Linked DNA regions of Homo sapiens: region 1 is linked to region 2. The links are chromatin contacts, found by Hi-C in ENCODE. All regions are on one chromosome and are shown on one strand. The core of a region is the stretch at or near the end of the contact, and the rest is flanking DNA. Distances in the headings are between cores, read along the strand shown. Region 1 overlaps LOC100506403 (a long non-coding RNA gene). Region 2 has its middle 73 kb from the start of LINC01436.

Evidence for each region. Hi-C counts contacts between places; a loop is a spot of excess contacts on that map. Pooled maps may share reads with other maps.
Region 1: a loop to region 2 is called in a map with no recorded cell type, with 12 times the contacts of the local background. The contact joins two enhancer-like sites. A Hi-C loop is called at or near these places in 1 of 168 maps with a recorded cell type or tissue (PC-9), 1 of 37 single-sample maps with no recorded cell type and 10 of 50 pooled maps.

Annotation. Positions count from the first base shown.
Region 1 is chr21:35,527,178-35,530,803 of GRCh38, forward strand. The region is part of intron 1 of LOC100506403 (a long non-coding RNA gene); the gene reads right to left. Among named protein-coding and RNA genes, the nearest start is that of MIR802, 190 kb to the right of the region's middle. RefSeq lists enhancers at 1,155-1,274, 1,335-1,384, 1,405-1,584. Within about 2 kb of position 1,539, at least 14 of the 41 ENCODE cell types and tissues checked have a DNase peak (open chromatin) inside an H3K27ac peak, as active enhancers do.
Region 2 is chr21:35,930,313-35,933,897 of GRCh38, forward strand. No RefSeq gene overlaps it. Among named protein-coding and RNA genes, the nearest start is that of LINC01436, 73 kb to the right of the region's middle. Within about 2 kb of position 2,164, at least 24 of the 41 ENCODE cell types and tissues checked have a DNase peak (open chromatin) inside an H3K27ac peak, as active enhancers do.

The DNA.
Region 1 (3,626 bases), core at 289-2,788, 400 kb before region 2:
TCAAGAATGGTATTGCTGCTTTTATAAAAGGGATCCCAGAGAGATTGTTTGCCCCTTCTACCCTGTGGGGGCACAGGGAGAAAACAGCCATCTCTTAGGACTGGGCCCTCAGCAGACACTAAATCTGCCAGTGCCTTGATCTTGGACTTCCCATCCTCCAAAACTGAGAGAAATAAATTTCTTTTGTGTGAAAGCCGCCCAGTCTATGGTATTTTCATTAGAGCAACCCAAACAGGACTGAGAGAAGTAGTATTGCTGGAACAGGGGAAACAATAATGGTAAAATATACAGGGTGGAGGGGCCCTGGTCTTTAGAGACATCATCTTCTTTCTTATCCTTGGGCAGAAGCAGCAGGAAACTAACAAGAACTTCCAGCAGCAGGTGCATGGTGAGCTCATCACTATTGCAGTCACATCAGGCTGCCATTCAGGATACCAAAGATGGGGCAGCTTACACACCAGGCATGACTTTCTCAGTTTTGGAGGCTGTAAGTCAAAAATCAAGGTGGCAGCCAATTCTGTTCCTGGTGAGAGTCCTCTTGCTGGTTTGCAGATGACTGGCTACTCTCTGAATCCTTACATAAGGAAGAGAGCAATCATCTCTCTCCTGTGTCTTCTCCTAAGAGTGCTAATCCCATTCATGAGGGCTCCACCCGCATGACCTATCACCCCCAAAACCCCATCTCCAAATACCATCACTTTAGGGATTAGGACTTCAACAGAGAAATTCAGGGAGGGGACCACAAACACTCAGTGCACATCAGTAACTCACAACTTCTCTCGTAGTTCCCTGTGGATGTGTGGAAGAATGGGTATCTGTCAAAAGTTAGACACACCAGGGGAAAGGAAAGCCTGGTGATTCTATAGAACCTTCCTTGTACTCCCGTCTCCAATTCAGGATCCAATGGCAGGAGAATGGGCAACAAAATGCCCTGAGAAGCTCATGAGGTCAGCACAGAAGATGCCATGAGTCTCCTGTGATGTTGGGAAAGGAATCTCTCTCAGTGGACACTGTGGGGAGGGAAGGAGGGTCTGGGAAACAATGCCTCTCTTGCCTTTTTAAATCTAAGAATTGCACATTCAGAGGGGAGTGGGAGTACAGTCATGTCATCATCTCCACATTTCATTTGATAAAGGATAGACGGTTTTGAGTCATAGACCTTTAAATATGCATGGGGTGGGGGTGGCATTAGATGAACCCTAGTCTCAAGTTGCTGGGTGAGATGAAGTCAAACAGTATCAAACCCTTTCATTCTCCTAAAAATGAGCCAAGACCATGAGCTGTAGGTAGGCATTTGCTCCAAAATGATATATTGCAGTTTTGCAACTTTCCTTTCTGTGGCTGCTGCTGTCCAAAATGCCACTTCCCTCTTAAGTTCTTCTATGCACAGTTAGAAAGATAAAATGCTAAGCAGTTGAAAAGGGTTGAAAAAGAAAGATGTAGGTTTAGGTCCGGAGCCTGGCGCACCCGCCCTAATTTGAGTCAGGGACCCTAGGCGCCTGCAGCTCCGGTTCGGGTTGAGTGCCTCCTGTCAGGATGTGAAGCTGCTGTCCCCCCCGGGGGCCTCCAGCACTGCTGAGGACTCAGCAGTCAGCCTCTCCTCCCACTTGGGCTCATTTACAGAGAGCATCTCCAGGAATCAGTCATGGGGAAAGGGGAAACGCGGAGTGACAACACAACACGTAGAAAGTTCTCTGCCGCCTTGGTCAGGCTTGTCAGCCTCACAGCCCATCCTGCTCCTGCGGGAGGAAAAGTGAGCAGAACTCAGCCCGGAGATGAGCCGCAGGCCGGCAGCCCCTGCCTCTGCCCTGCTTGTTGTGACTGCAATGCAAGGCTCTCTGTAGGTGCGGGGGATTCGGGTTAAATGGGTCTCCAGTGGTCCAGCGCTCCCAGCAAAGGCCGACCACAAGAATTAGCGGGCTAGTTATTTACCATAACCATATACAAAACCACAAGCATCAGCGTTCCCTCAAATACATCCGAGACGCTGTATATCTCTTTATTAAAGCCTGTCAGGGTTTGTTATTGCACAGCTTGGCCTTGAACCCCAACTAAACCAGGCTGCTTGAGCAAAGAACCAAGCAATGCAAGCATTCAGGCAGGACCATTATAACCCTGAGGCCAAAGGCAGAAGCAGGGAGAGGAGACGTCTTCCTCTCCTGCCTCTCTCCTTTCACTTTCACTTCGAATTGATTTTTAACTACATTCGAGCTCACGATGATAGATGGCTGTAAAATATTTTAATCATTCATAAATAAAGTATTTATCTTGTGTGAGTTATCCGGTCTCCTTCACTTTAATGAACACAGTATACATCACGCTAATCCATTACTATCAATCATAGGTTTCAAGGTAGGCAATGTAAAAACTTAGAATTGTTGTCATCCCTTCTAGGCCTTTGGACTAAGATCAGGTTTGGTTGCTATTCTTATCTGTTTGCTTAGTTTTACTTTGCCTCGTTCTCAGACCTATTTTTTTCAAAGCCATGATGTATGCATTCTAGCACATTGATGTCATTTTGAGTTCAAATGCCCCACTGGTTAAGAAAACAGCACAATGTGGAATTTTCAGCTTTCAAAAAGGTCTTTGCTACAAGACAACTCAGATAAAGAATTTAGCAATAGCCAAGATAGAGTGGTGGTGATTAAGTGATGTAATCAAAGGATTGCAATTCCCATTCTAAATAACTCTCTAACTTCAAATTTGACTATGGGGTGACCAACCTATCGGGGTGTATGTTGAACTTTCCTGGTTTGAGCACTGAAATTTGCATGTCCTGAGAACTCCGAGTCCCAGGCAAGCCAGCCTGGCTAGTCACCTAACTATGATAAATTCAGTCTTCGGCATAAGTACATACTGTTAAAACTTCATGTGTTAAGACACAAGAAGGCAACCATCAATCTATGGTGTGAACTAGATGGAGAAGCTCCCCACTGGTGGAACACAGGACAGTCTGTACAAAGGGCAAACTCTTGCTAGTTGACTTCTCCTGCCTGTCACCACCACCTCTAGATTTTGAGTAGTTGGAAGTGGTCTCTGCAGGTACTTCTGAAGCTACAGGAATCTCTGGGCCACGGGTGTCTTCTTCAGGGCTTTTTCCTCCCCTGGTAGCATTCATAGGCTTTTTCAAACACAGGGTCTTCCCTTTAAAGGACTAGCAAGATGAAAAGAGCAAGGCTGCCCTTAGGTATAGCTGCAAACTCCACAGAGAAGAGGACAACTCTGTTCTGTCACCACCGCCACCTGTCCTGCTTTGGCTAAAGCTAATGATGACTGGGGAAGGAAAGGTTCCCTATCTTGTGGCCCTGGAGCAGCCCTGGGACCATCTCTTTGCCTCTTAGGTCCACAAAGCCTCCTGAATTTAGTACAATGCTGGCCCCTGGGGTCCCCCTTTGAAGAGCAGGATAGTTGAACTTTGTAGAATGTAAATTACACATACAGTACAACCTCCTGGAAAAACACAGCGTCTGAATGCCCTTTGACCTCCTGGATCATGATTCCTTTGTCCCCTACATAAGGAAAACAGAAAATATGTTCTATAAATAGTTTCTCTTTCACCTTTTTAGAAAAAAAGTTGAAAAACTAAAGGGAAAGAAAGAAGAGGAAAAAGAAAGTTTATCAATACC
Region 2 (3,585 bases), core at 914-3,413:
AAAAGCTATTTTATGCCGAACCCACATCTAAATATATATACTCGTGTGTTTACATATGCCCACTATGTGGATAGAGGTAGCCTGTTGGTAAGAAGGAAGTTTGCTATGCCAGAATTTGTTTTACAAAGATATATAGAAGGAATTTGAAAAATAAATGTTGATTATTTTAAAACCCTTGAATCTATGTTGAGCGCCTGTCCCCCCTGGACTAACTGGGCAAATTCAGACATCATATGAAAACCTGGCCTTATTTCTCTACATATGTTGGCTAAAGCAGTGAAAAGAACATGGGCCTCTCTCCACCATCACTGAAAGGAATTTCAGTTCCTTAGGTCTTTCATTTCCTCTCTCAAAATGTAGGAATGAGAACTTTCAGAAGCTCACAAAAGTTACCCTTCTATATTCAGGCCTTTTATCTAAACTGAGATGGTCATTATGTACTGCTTGACTTTTAAAAGCTCCTAAATGTGGCCAGGCACAGTGGCTCAAGCCTGTAATCCCAACACTTTGGGAGGCTGAGGTGGGTGGATCACCTGAGGTCGGGAGTTCGAGACCAGCCTGACCAACAATGGAGAAACCCTGTCTCTACTAAAAATACAAAATTAGCCAGGCGTGGTGGGCCATGCCTGTAATCCCAGCTACTCGGGAAGGCTGAGGCAGGAGAATCGCTTGAACTCGGGAGGCAGAGGTTGCAGTGAGCCAAGATCACGCCATTGCACTCCAGCCTGGGCAACAAGAGTGAAACTCCATCTCAAAAAAAAAAAGCTCCTAAATGTGCCTACTGAATCTTATGACAATGCCTGATCATTGAAAATCCTTTCTGGATCAGTTAGGTTATTAGTTTGGCTATCATTAAAAAAGGTCAAAGTAACAGTAACTTAAATTGATAATAGTTTATTTATTTTAAATATGGTCTAATCATAAATATTCAAAGTGTTATAACACTCCATAGTATCAGAGTTCCCGCTCTTCCTGTCCTGCTGTTCTGCCATCCAAAACACATAGCACGTGCATACCTGTGCATACCTAAGCCTGTGCATAGAGGCCCCACAGCAACTCTGCACATAGCCCTCAAGGTCACATCCCACGGGCCATGTGGCAGTTCTTGCTGCAAGGGAAGCTGGGAAACATAACCTTTGTTCTGGGCTGCATTGGACTCAACTTTACTAAAGGAAAGGGATGGCTGAGACCAGCCATGTCTGCCACAGCCTTCTTTTCATTAAGGTGCAGCGTTTCCCTAAGTATTGGCACAGAGAAGGCACAAAATAGATATGTGTTCAATGAACAAATAAACAAATGAATAAATAAAATTCTTCAGGGAATGCTTATCTGAAAACAGACATGAAAACAGTTTGCTAGGATATTCACGGTTGGTTGTTTTCATCAATTTCTCAGAGGAGAAATTTAGTTTTTATTAGATCATTAAATCAATTTAAACAGACATATATTTGTATATCAGCATCAGGAAGAGCAATGTAAATGTCCTACGGGTGACATCATCATATTCTTCCCCAGCATTTCTCAAACCTATCTAGCCATGGAACCCTTTGTCAGAGAACATTTACTAATGATTTACAAGACATTCATGAAAAATACTCTCCTGCCTAAAATCTTAGCAGAAAAATAGAATTCAGCCATTTATCCACTTAGGATAGGACCATAAAGAAGTCAATATACATGTAAATAAACTACATTTTTTTAAAGCAACAAGAGAGAAGTCTTTTCAGCACATACTATTAACAGTCCCATAGTATCTTCCAATGGCTGTGAATAACTAGTAGGTTGACCTGCCACCTTACATAATGTCTTCATCTCCCCAGTAATTTCCCAATAATCCTGGAGTACTGGAAATGGAAGACACCTTAAAATGGTATCAAAGCCATTCGTCGGCCTTCAGATCCTAATGTCACTAAACTAACTGAGAGAAACCAACATCAGAGCAAAACCTCATGACATGAGCTCATTCCTACACAGGGTCTGGAAAACATCACTTCCACTTTAAGTACACACTAAAAAAGGATGATGATTCAGACAGACAATCTTAGCTGCACTGCGCGGGTGGACAAGGGGATTGTAACCAGCCATCCAGGAAATCTGGCATCTGTCCAGAAAACAAGTCTAAATTTTGAAAGGTCTCTGCCTAACACATTCAGTTTATGTCCACAGGTCTCTGAGGAAGTGCACTTATAAAGAGGAGATGACTACGTTAGAAATTATGACTGAGGCAGCTTTTGCGCTGTAACTCTTGCTTAAAAGGGAAGTACGCCAGTTCCCCTTTGAAACAGTTTCTAAGCAGCAGGTGGCTACCACCAGGAAGCCAGGCACACGATGCAGCAGTATTGATATCTGGCTGTGTTGTACAGATCTTCCCTTTATCCATTCGAAGGATGTGAAAGCGAGGGCAGAGGGTAGAATTTTTAGCTGGTAATGGTCTCTTTTAATCAAAGAACTCAATAAATTACAAAGAGACTGAGTCACTTGTCCTGTCTCAAAGAAATGTCATAAGAATAGCTCAGGGCAGTAAAGGAAGTTTAATTAACGCAGCCGGGTGTGGTAGTTCACACCTGTAATCCCAGCGCTTTGAGAGGCCAAGGCAGGCGGATCACCTAAGGTCAGGAGTTCGAGACCAGCCTGGCCAACATGGCAAAACCCCATCTCTACTTAAAAAAAAAAAAAATTAGCTGGACATGGTGGCACATGCCTGTAATCCCAGCTACTGGGGAGGCTGAAGCAGGAGAATCGCTTGAACCTGGGAGGTGGAGATTGCAGTGAGCCAAGATCATGCCACTGCACTCCAGCCTGGGTGACAGGGTGAGACTCCACCTCAAAAAAAAAAAAAAAAAAGAGCTCAGAATTGGAGAACATTTATAAGTAGCTTGGTTTAGGGGAGGACAAATGAGGAGAAAGCCGATCTAAAATAGGTTGGGACAATCTATTAGCCAACTATCTACACTCTCCCACCATAGTTTTCATTATTGCATTAATGAAAGCTGAGTCTCCAGAAATTAAAAAAGACTGTTTCTCAACCTATCTAAGCTGCAATCCGTTTTAATGAAGCTAAGTATAGAGACAGAGGGAACCTAGATAATAATAGAAATAACTGTGCTAATGTTTAAAAGAAGAAAAGAATGAGGTTAAGGTTAATTGCAGTAAATAATAATGAAAAATGTGTGTTATTCAATATAGTCACTAAAAGGATGAAAATATTTTCAAATATGACTCATTCCAGTTGAAACAGGAAGGGAAGTAAAAGCATCAACATCTGACAAGACATTAAACTCCCTAAGTCAGAGCAGCGCTGCCCCTGTGGGGAAGAAACTATCCTCCTCCCAATGGCACAGAACCAACTCACTCAAGCCAGGCGCCTCTGGAGAAAGTCACTGAATCACATATGTGTGTGCACACACACACACGACAATAGCCAGCCAGAGAGTGAGAAAGAAAGAGGGTATACTGACCCCTAAAGGACCAAGGCAGACTGTAGACATCTTTCAAGAAGGAAAGGAATGAAGAAAAAAAAAGGCAATAGATAATTTAGCTCAAAATCATGTTGGGAGAGGGTTGACCAGTTCTTGGACCCAGGGA